Linked DNA regions of Mus musculus: region 1 is linked to region 2. A link is a loop called in an ENCODE intact Hi-C map of the cell type or tissue named here. Cell type or tissue: heart. All regions are shown on one strand. Links, peaks and the distances in the headings refer to the core of each region. The heading gives the core; the rest is flanking DNA.

Region 1 (5,377 bases), core at 200-5,199, 260 kb after region 2:
TCTCTGCTTTAAATAGATAAATAAATAAATAAATCCTGCAATGAAAACTAGAGAGGCAGAAATGGGTCAGCTTTTGCCCATGATCCATTCTTCTTTTAAAAAGAAATTTCATAGTATCATTTTACCTTAAAATTAGCCAACGCCTCGAACTAATATTGTTCATTTATTTATTCATTCATTATTTTTGTGGCATTGGGAATTGAATTTAGGGTCTCACATATGCTATAAGCACTCTACTACTGAGATACACACTAGTCCAAAATAATCTCGCTATTATCACTAACAAAGTTAATTCTAATCTTTTTTTTTAAGATTTATTTATTATTATATGTAAGTACACTGTAGCTGTCTTCAGACACCCCAGAAGAAGGCATCAGATCTCATTAGGGATGGTTGTGAGACACCATGTGGTTGCTGGGATTTGTACTCAGGACCTTCGGAAGAGCAATCAGTGCTCTTAACCGCTGAGCCATCTCTCCAGCCCAATTCTAATCATGTTGAGAGAACTCTACACAGGGGCTGATTCCCTTTGTCTTATAAGGGAGGGGCCACTGTCTGTCCTTGACTCTGAGTAGGAAAGAGTGATGGGTGATAGAGACAGTGATAGAGACAGTGTTGCCCTTTAAGCCAAAGGGAGTGAGACATTCTTAGTTCTTGTCCTTAAGAATTTTGTACTATTTGGTCTTTTTCACATTGCCCATGGGAAATGAGATTCTGGAAACTTGTATAATGCCCTGCTGCAAGTGATAAAATGTCCTTTATCTGTAGCCCAGGAGTTTGATAGTTTCAGCCATCACATATGAACTGGCTTGCAAATGTGGTAAAACTCAGACTTTCCAGGCATCCAGAAATCAGAGAACATTGTATGATATGTATTTTCCCAGAGGAAATGGAAAGCTTTTTTTTTTCCTTTTTTTAAATTCAGAGGCAGACATGCAAATACTATGTGCACGCACACACGATAGTACATGTGTGGAGTTGTTAACTGCATACTACCATCTGAGTCCTGAGACTGAAGGCAGGTCATCAGGCTCAGTGACTTGTGTCTTTACCCACTAAGCTGTCTCTCAGGCCCTTCAATTTAACATCTTACCATAGCTCTTCTCTAGGGAATATCTTATTAATGTTTGTCTTGGGATTAAATGGGAAACAATAACTGCGTTATGTTTTGTATTCTTTTTTCTTTTTTAAAAAGATTTATTTATTACTATACATAAGTACACTGTAGCTGTCCTCAGACACACCAGAAGAGGGCGTCAGATCTCATTATGGGTGGTTGTGAGACACCATGTGGTTGCTGGGATTTGAACTCATGACCTTCGGAAGAGCAGTCAGTGCTCTTACCTGCTGAGTCATCTCAACAGCCCATGTTTTGTATTCTTAATGTCCACTTAATATAAAATAAACCATCTCAGTCTACAAGCACGTGGGCAGAGAAAGAAAAGTGAAATTTAATGCTTACTCATTCATCAAGGGTAAAAGGAAAAAGTAACCCGAATGGATAAGTTAATTAGACCATCTTAAAACAAGAGTTAAGCTGGTGAGTACAAATTAGTAAATGTCTCCCACTGGAAAGGAGACCTTTTGTTTGTTTTATAGACAGGACCTTGCTATGAGACCCAGGCTGGCCTTGAACTCTGATTCTTCCTGCTCTGGCCTCCCGAGTGCTGGAATGTGTTCGTTTCATCCTTCCCAGATTGCTCTGTATTTTTTTTTTCCATGGGCAGGCCATTTTACCTCAAAGAAGCAGCTATTGTAGGTCATAGCACTCAAGAGACAGTCTATAGGGTTTATTACAGTCTCAGAAGCATCTAGTTAAAGGAAGCAAGAAGAAGGAGATTTCTTTCCCTGAGAGGACTGTTGTTAATCAGTACCAGTCTCTCTCTCTCTCTCTCTCTCTCTCTCTCTCTCTCTCTCTCTCTCTCTCTCCCTCTCCCTCTCCCTCTCTCTCTCTCTCTCTCTCTCTCTCTCTCTCTCTCACACACACACACACACACACACACGGGATAAGAGACAGTTTATTCTGGGAACAAATATGGATGATTATGGGTCTGGGAACAGTTTCACACTACCCTAAATTCCACATTCCAGTATGGTGATATGACACTCCCATGTAGTTTTATAGTAAAGAAGCAAAATCATAAATCAAGACACTTCCCATACACAGCGGTAAAAACATTAGGTGGACAGGTCACAGGAAGGTAAGAAAATCTCAGCCATAGCCTCAGATGGTGTCTGATGATCTTCTCAGCCTTTTGGTTGGTGGGAACTGGGGGTTGGGGGGAGGGGGTCTGCTCATAGATTCCAAAGGGTTTACCTAATGCTCACAAAGATGTTAGATCACATACAGAAGGGGGCAGTAAAAGACCACTATGTGGGGACTAAAGCTGCTCCAATACTACTTGGCTATAATCCAGCAACCTTCCAGCCTTACTAAGATCTCTAAAATTGTAATCAGTTGATCAGCCTTTCAGGAAGTTCAGAGTGATGTGTGGTTCAAGCCAGGAACTTTCCTTCACAAAGGGAAAAATGAGAGGAAAACTTATCAGTTGCAATAAAGTTCCAATTCTCCTCCTCCTCCTCCTCCTCCTCCTCCTTCTCCTCCTCTGCTCCTTCTTTTTGTGGTCTACAATTTGTATCAAAGTCAGTCCTCACAATCCTTACATTTTCCAGTTCTACTCTTTTTCTTCTTTGTTCATTTACTCTACACAAAAATGCAGTAGCGCCAGTAAATACAGGTGAGTGGTTTGAAAGTGAAAGTTACTTTGCCTTTAGATACATTGCACAGGATAGTGCATGGACCATGGGGAGAGATGGAACCTCATGAGCTATGTAGCTCTGAATGAATCATATGCCCTTCTGAACCTCCGTTTGTTATGAAGATTAAATGCCTCTCACGCTCAACTCTATACAGGGAAGCTGTGATGCTGAAGATTATATTGATCCTAGTTGAATTTAAGAAATGCCAGGAAAAGGCATTTTTAATTCTGTTAATTGGTATAATGACAAATATCTGATTGCACAATTAATAAAACCAGTTTAGGAGCTGAGGGTATGTAACCCAGTTTGTAGACTATTTGCCTAACATGCAGGAAGTCCTTATATACCAGGAAAGGATGGCACACACTTGTAATTCCAACATTTAATAATCAGTTCAGGGTCATCCACAGATCATTCAAGGCCAGCTTAGGCTAGAGACTTTGTCTATAAATATTTATATTAAAATTAAAACCACTTTTTTGGGTGTGTGTGAAGAAATGGCTCACTGGTTAAGAGTATTGGCTGCTCTTCTGGAGATTCTGAGTTCAATTCCCAGCAATTACATGGTGGCTCATGACTATCTGTGATGAGATCTGATGCCCTCTTCTGGTGTGTCTGAAGACAGCTACAGTGTACTCAGATACATACAATAAATAACTACAAACCACTTTTTTCCTGACCTACAGCTAGTTTAAGGAAGCCACTCAATGCTGTACATCTTAGTGAACTTGAATACAATTAGAATGGTTGATTTGAAGCAATGGAGCTCTACTGAGGGGGTTACACTTTCAGTATCAGTTACCATGTCATTTACTTATCCAAAACACACACACACACACACACACACACACACACACACACACAGAGAGAGAGAGAGAGAGAGAGAGAGAGAGAGAGAGAGAGAAACAGAGACAGAGAGACAGAGACAGCCCATCACAGTTGTTGAAAGTAGAAAAAAATCTTATCTTCTTTCATGACTACTGTGTCATGATATATTATCTGAAAATTTAGCATATATGCCGGAGAGAAATAGGAGGTAGGGGGCCTTTGTATCTGTATCTGCAGAATGTCTACAAAGCAGGAAGGAAGAAAGACCATAAAATATCCCAGGGTGGAACCCGGATCTGCTACTGCTTGTCCAGTACCAAAAGGTCAGCCCTGAAAATACGAATACAGTTAGCATTATACTGGACTGAATGGGTCATATAGGAATATATGTATGCATGTATACATATAAGCATGCAATAACAATTAGGGAGGAAAAGGCCATGAATTTGAAGGATAGTGGGGAATGGGTATGTATATGTAAGGATTTGTAGAAAGGAAAGGGAAAGGGAAAATGATGTAATTAAATTACAATCTCAAAAACAAAACAAAAACAAAAACCATTCTGGGTGACCTTTTAACCTTTGCGCCAGCGCTGACGCCACGCCCTTGGAGCGAGGCCTTGTACCACTTCTTTTGCGCACGCGCTTCTTAGACTTACTTCCGTCCGGAGAGGCGGGACTTCCTGTCCCCCTTCGATTGACTGCGGAAGTGGAGACAGACGGCTCAGGGTAGTCGGAGTTTGGGAGCTTTGCGCGTGTGCGCTCATAGTTGCTTTCGCCTGGAAAGATGCCGGGACTGGCGGCCGCTAGCCCTGCCCCGCCCGAGGCTCAGGAGAAGAAGCCACTGAAGCCCTGCTGTGCCTGCCCGGAAACCAAGAAGGCGCGTGATGCGTGGTCAGTGCGTAGCCCGGGAGGGAAGCCCGGGCTTTAGCAGCTCGGCTCCACTCTGCTCTCTGGGACTCTGGAGATGCAGGGACCCATAGTTCCGCTGTCCTCTCTGCTCCCTGATCCCGCACCCCAGTCTCAGTTAGGGGTCAACGGAGAGGGCAAGAGGTTACATTGATCCCAAGGTTCTCGTCCTTCATTCCTTACTACGATTGCATTTTAGTCTTCTTAGGGATAAGACCCAGATAAATAGAAGTGCGTAAAGATGCTTCTTGATTTAAAGGCATTTAAAATATGTGGAGATTTGTTACCAGCCAATACTATACCACCAGCTGTGATAGATTTACTAAGACCTAGGTGTAAATTTTTCAGGTAATCTTTAGTAATTTTTTTTTTTTTTGGTCGAAACGTGTGAATAGTAGAACACAGGATACATTTCTGAAGGGATACCCTTTCCAAGAAGTTAAAAGTCAACCTGTCTGGAGCTGGAGAGATGGCTAAGTGGATAAAAGCCCTGGTTGACCTTCCAGAGGGCCTAGTTTCGATTCCCAGCACCCACACGACTGTTAACAATCTTGTGTAATTCCAACCCCAGAATAATCTGACACCCCCTTCTAGCTATTGCGGGCACTGCACACACATGGTGTGCAGGCAAAACACCTATACACATAAAAACAAATTGTAAAACTTGTCTACAGGACAGAGGTGATATTAATGTTCATCGACTTTATCATCAAGTCACAAAAGGTTTTGTTTGGTCTCCTCCCTTTTATGTAGCCTGGGTTCTGGGGCAGATACTGAAGTCCTCAGTGTGGCTATGCATCTCCATCTTCTCCCATCAAAGCAGAAAAATACTCGGAGAAACAAATATGGATTCTCATGGTGTGATTTCATTACCGGAGAGA
Region 2 (5,377 bases), core at 155-5,154:
GAACTTGCATGGGCTGAGTCTGTCCTTTTACCATGTCGGTTCTGAGCATGCAAGTCATGTCGTCAGGTTAGGCAGCAGGTACTTTTGCCTGACAGGCCACTCTGCCAGCTCTCAAACAGCCAATTGTATATTCTCGGGCCTGGAGAGATAGCTCAGTGGTTAAGAACACTGGCTGTTCTTTCATAGGATCCAGGTTCAATTCCAGCATCCCCATGACAGCTTACAACTGTCAGCAACTACAGTTCCAGAGGATCTGATGCCTCTGTAGGTACCAAACATAGATATACATACAGAAGAAACACCCTATAGCCATTCAATTAAAACAATATAAATAAAAGTAGGTATTCTAGGATTGGGGATATGTCTCAGTGGTTAAAGTGTGAGGACCAGGGTCTAGATTTCTAGAACCCACATAAAAGCTGGGGTGCTTACCACTCCAAAATTGGGGGACAGAGACAGGTAGATTCTTAGAGCTCACTGGCCAATCAGTCTAGCCAAACGGGGGAACTCTTGGGTGAGTAAGCTATCTGCCTTTTACTATTATTGTGTGACTGGTATGTGCCATGATGTACAGACGTGGAGGCCAGAAGACAAGTTAATGGATTTGGCCCTCTCCTTGGCCTTTAGGTGCATTCTGCAGACTGAATTTAGGTAGTCAGGCTTCTACAGCTAGCACTTTAGCAGAATCTGGGGGATGTGGGGACTGTACCAAGAGAGAATTGTGGAGTAGAGGCAAAGAACAAGGGATGTGAACCCCGGTTCTGCTGCCTTAACTTTGTGGGTCTTGCAAAAATGAGTTAACTTTCAAGGCGCACTAATACTTTTCCCAGTAGTCCTCACCATGTAGGAAGGCAAAATGAGAGGTTTTCAAAGTCAGAAAACCAGTACTGACTGTTAAGTTTCAGTATGTCTGTGGGGTCCATATGGCCGACCCCCACCTGAAACTCATGTAGATCAGGCTGGTCTTGAACTCAGTGATTCATCTGCCTCTGCAGTACTGGGATTAAAAGAGTGTGTGCCCCACCACACCTGGCTGGCTGTTCTGTGTTTTATTAAATAAACTTTTCCTTCTCCAAGTCCTATTTGTGGACTGAAATATGTATTTTTTTCCTATGAAAAGATTTTTTTCAATTGAGTTAAAAATATCTGAAGGCAACAAAAAAGTTACTAATCAAAACCCTAAGGTAGGCTATTTTTGAACTAGTTTTATATACAAGAATAGCCACGTTGCCAGTTTCTGCAAACTAAACCCTTGTTATTTACCTTCCTGCTGGTATAATTAGGTAGGGAGGATTTAAAGTTCTGCACCACAGCAGTTTAGGAACAGTGGCAAAGGTCTTTCATAATAGCATGGAGAGGCACCATTCAAATGACAAAGTTGCCAAGCAAGGCGGCTGCTTTTAAGATTCTTTACCCTCCCCCATGGCATCGGGCTACCTTATAGACGATTTTAATTGTGAAGAACAAGAGTCTCTTCTGCACTTGAGGCATAAAGTCTCCGATAAGGAATGAGATTACAAATTGGCTGCCTGTCGGGCACATTTTCCTGGGATTTTTTACTTTGTTGGTCTACGTGGTTTCGGCATATCGGTTGCCAACACGTCAGATTTAGAGATCACACATAAAACTTCAACGTTATGGTTTTGGTAATTAAAAAAAAAAAAAAAGGAGAATACGATTATTTTAATGGTGGACCCCCTTAAGGGCATGGATGGAACTCCCGTTTCCACATCATCTAACATTCCTATTGTCTTCCACCAGGCCGGTGTCATTCGCTTTATTTGCCAGGCCTCTACAGACATCTGAGTCTGCAAACACTATCCAGACCTTTACTGGCTCCCTTCAAAGCTTACTTTGTTCTGTCCCAAGTCCCTCATCAGATTTTAAAGCAATAGCTAAGCAATCTGATCAAGTACGTGTACTTTTACATGTGCTTTCTGGAGATAGCATCTCAACAGAAAGAGATGACTATGCGGGTGGGTATTACAAGTATCACGGGATTACAGTCAGGATTGCCAGTGTCCACTCTAACTTACTCTAGTCGTAGTAGCCACGCCACACAGCTCTCGGATGGACCAAGGCAATGGTCTCCTTTGTAGAACAATGGACGCTGGACTACATGTGAAACCTACTTAGGCAGCAGTGTGCTGATCATCCAATAACACTAAAAACTGCTGCGAGCAATTCTGACTTGAGCTTCCTCCTAGGATTCGAGGTACTGTCCTGACCACATTTCCCCTCACCTGTTTTCGGGGCTGCTTTTGCGCTGGACAGTCGCGCCCATGGACCGCGCTCATCTAGCATGAGCTCATCTCTCGGGGGCGTTTCCAGAAGGCCTGGTCTGGCCTTGTGCGCCTGCTGCAAAGGGCTCCCCCCCCCCCCCCCACGAGATCAGCGGCCCCCCGCGATGGGCGGGCGCGGCTGCCCAGAGGCTCTCCTTCTCTGGAAGCTTTGTTCCCATTTAAGCGCTAGAGGGTTCGGCCCCGGCCACGGCGCCCTACGTCTTTCAGAGAATAGACGTTCTCATAGGCTCAGCACGCGCGGTGGGGAGCCTCGGGCGCACTTGGTAAGCCGCGCCCCGCGGAGCTCCCGGGAATGGGGACGGCCTCACGCCCCACTAGAGCGCTCGGGGCCCGACCCTCCGACCGCAGCATTGTCGGACCGGGCTGCACAGCCAGCACGAGCGTCGGCTCGGAAAGCAGATGCAGGCCGACCACTCATCCCGTCCGCCCGCTTAGGGACCACCCGAGGCCAATCCCACTGCAGCTAGGTCTTGCGATTGCACAGCAGTGAGCGCCTATTGGCCGCCGCCACGGGCTCCTGCACCCTCCTTCTCCCTTTCGAAGCTCCCCTCCCCCCGCGCTCCAGCTCGACGCTGCAGACCAATGAGATGGCACTTTATAGGTGCCCTCCCTCCGCTTTCTTCTTCTCCCCGCCTCAAAGAGGGAGGGGAGGCTCTGACTGGCCCGATGTCCTCGGAAGCCCCCTTCCCTTCACCAATCACCGAGAAAGGTACACGCCCAGCGGAGTTGTCCAGCCAATGAGGAAACGGGCGCGGCGCCCAGCCGTGCAGTTCCTCCCGCGACTCGGGAGTTTCGCCGTCCTTAACTCTTGAGGCTTTTCCCTGAGGGCCAACAGCTCTGATTGGCCACTGTCGCTATTGTCGACTCTTCTCTCTAGCCAGCCACAGGACAAGGAGAACCCTCTTCCCTTCTGTTCGGCTACCTTCGGCATTCCTCGTTGCTGGGGCGTGGTCTCCCAGCGGCGTCTCCTCATTGGTTATCCAGGTCGCTCGGCTTTTTCCGGCAGGAGCTGCAAGCAAGCGACGTCTCTGATTGGTTCCGGCTTGGGTTTCGGCTCTACAGCCGAAGCTGGCGGGCGCGGGCTCGGCGAGCGATTCCCAGACGCCTGTAACGCGGGCGGCGGGGCGCTGGGCGGTGTAAGGGCTGGGTGGGGGAGGAAGGAGGCGGAGGACGAGTAGGAAGGGGGAGGGGGAGTGGGGAAGGGCTAGGCGGCTGCGCAGACGGCGCGCCTCGCACAGAGCAGCCCCCGACCCGGCCGAATGCGGGCTTGTGTCGCCGCCGTCGCCGCCGCCTGGGCCGAGTGACAAAGGAAGGAAGGCAGCAAGGAGGAGCCGGCCTTGCAGCCGCTGACAGGGCTTCGGGCTCCGGGCACAGCGCGGACACTTCCCGAGCAGCCGCTGAGCAAAGGCGAGGGGCGGAGGCCGGCCGTGCCGGGGCCACGGACGGGGGAGGGGACCCCGAGGGACGGAAGCGGTTGCCTGGTTCCCATGTCCCCGGCGTATGGGGAGCAGTCAGGGAGCCGCTGCCTGGGGTCTGAAGGGAGCTGCCTCCGCCGCCGCTGCCGCCATGGCCGCTGGATCCAGCCACCGCCTGCAGCTGCTCCTGGCGCAATGAGGAGAGGAGCCGCCGCCACCGCCCGCCGCTGACTCGCGACTGCGCTGCCCTCCGGTTCACCCGGCCGCCGCCGCCGTCAGACCGCCGGATCCCGCTGCTGCCGGAGCCGCAGCGTTTGCCGTCGCATCTCCGAGCCATCTCCTCCCTCCTTCCCATCCCCCTTCTCTTCAAGCGTGAGGCTCGTGATCCTTCCGCCGCTTCCCTTCTTCATTGACTCGGAAAAAAATCCCCGAGGAAAAATATAATACTCAGAGTACTTATTTTCAATCAAGTATTTGCCCTCGTTCACGTGATATATATATATTTTTAAGGATTCCACTCCACCCTTTTTCTCCTCTTCCAGGAAAGGGAGGTGAAAGAATTGTATTTTTCTCCCAGCTCTAAATCATCTATGTGTTAAATATCCGTACCGATCTGTCTTGAAGAAATACATAGCTCCTTTTTTTTTTCCTTCTTCTTAAATAGCTATACAAAAGGAGTGAAAAGCCAAGAGAACGAAGTCTTTCTTTCTCTTTCTTGCGGGAGAACTTAATGCTGCATTTATCATTAACCTAGCACCCTAACATAAAACAAAAGGAAGAAAAGGATTAAGGAAGGAAAAGGTGATTCAAGAAGAGCCATCATGTCGGGGCGACCGAGAACCACCTCCTTTGCGGAGAGCTGCAAGCCAGTGCAGCAGCCTTCAGCTTTTGGTAGCATGAAAGTTAGCAGTGAGTATCGATTTTATTTTACACCCTTCCTCCACCTTACCATTTAGATAAGAAACCTCGAAATACCAGGATCTTACACTAACAGACCTGATAGAACAGTCAGTGGTCGTGGAAAAGGGCAAAACCAGCCTTGAGTCAAGAAGAGGCAGGCTCCTTTTCCTCCTCCCATTCCCGTACCCCCTCCCCCCGCCTCATTAACCTTGGATTGAGAGAATATTAGTTTTATTTGCCTGATTGGATTTGAAACTTCTTTTCTTACGTTCTCCGTGCTGCTGGTAGTCTTTTCAAGTGCTCCAGTGCCTCCGGGTTAAGCGATGGAAGAAGCGTTCGCTTGCCCATCCCTTTGAATAAAGAAGAGGAGGACAAGGCTTGATTAATAAACCATGATGTACATTTGCCGAGTCCTTGTCTTCTGGAATGAGGGAGTTTATCTTAGTTAGCTCAGGTTATCAGGGTTCTGTATTCAAAATAGAGATATTAAATGCCCCAGCCTCCTAATATTTCCTATTTGCCCGTGTGACTACACAAAGTATTTTTGAATCTGGGGATGAACTTGCTTGGTAACCCACATTGCCGTTGGAGGCAAGCTAGCATCCATCCCTCACTCGTCTAGGGGTGGTGGAAGCTGATAAATATCCCGCAGCAGTCGCATCTCTAAGTGCATTGTTTTCAAGTGGTTTAATGTGTTATCTCTTAACCTTCCTGTTTTGACATTACCAATCTGCCACCATATAATTTGTTTAATCAAAA

Evidence for each region. Hi-C counts contacts between places; a loop is a spot of excess contacts. Peaks named below come from ENCODE experiments on the same cell type or tissue, not always from the same donor. Only the 100,000 strongest peaks of a DNase experiment are listed, where the experiment ranks them.
Region 1: a loop joins it to region 2, with 2.0 times the contacts of the local background. A loop is called at or near these places in 2 of 42 quality-filtered maps.

What each region holds. Positions count from the first base shown.
Region 1 is chr16:38,342,727-38,348,103 of GRCm38, forward strand. It overlaps Cox17 (cytochrome c oxidase assembly protein 17, copper chaperone), which reads left to right and starts at 4,273. Exons shown (of 3, transcript NM_001017429.2): 1 at 4,273-4,481. The coding sequence starts at 4,375. In heart, for the core only: CTCF peaks have their summits at 2,358 (motif pointing right) and 3,370 (motif pointing left); a DNase peak (open chromatin) is centred at 4,275; H3K4me3 peaks cover 1,166 bases; H3K27ac peaks cover 2,601 bases.
Region 2 is chr16:38,085,987-38,091,363 of GRCm38, forward strand. It overlaps Gsk3b (glycogen synthase kinase 3 beta), which reads left to right and starts at 3,015. Exons shown (of 11, transcript NM_019827.7): 1 at 3,015-4,627. The coding sequence starts at 4,540. It overlaps BC031361 (cDNA sequence BC031361), which reads right to left and starts at 3,274. Exons shown (of 1, transcript NR_033221.1): 1 at 1-3,274. In heart, for the core only: a CTCF peak has its summit at 1,719; DNase peaks (open chromatin) are centred at 2,925 and 3,085; H3K4me3 peaks cover 3,940 bases; H3K27ac peaks cover 3,906 bases.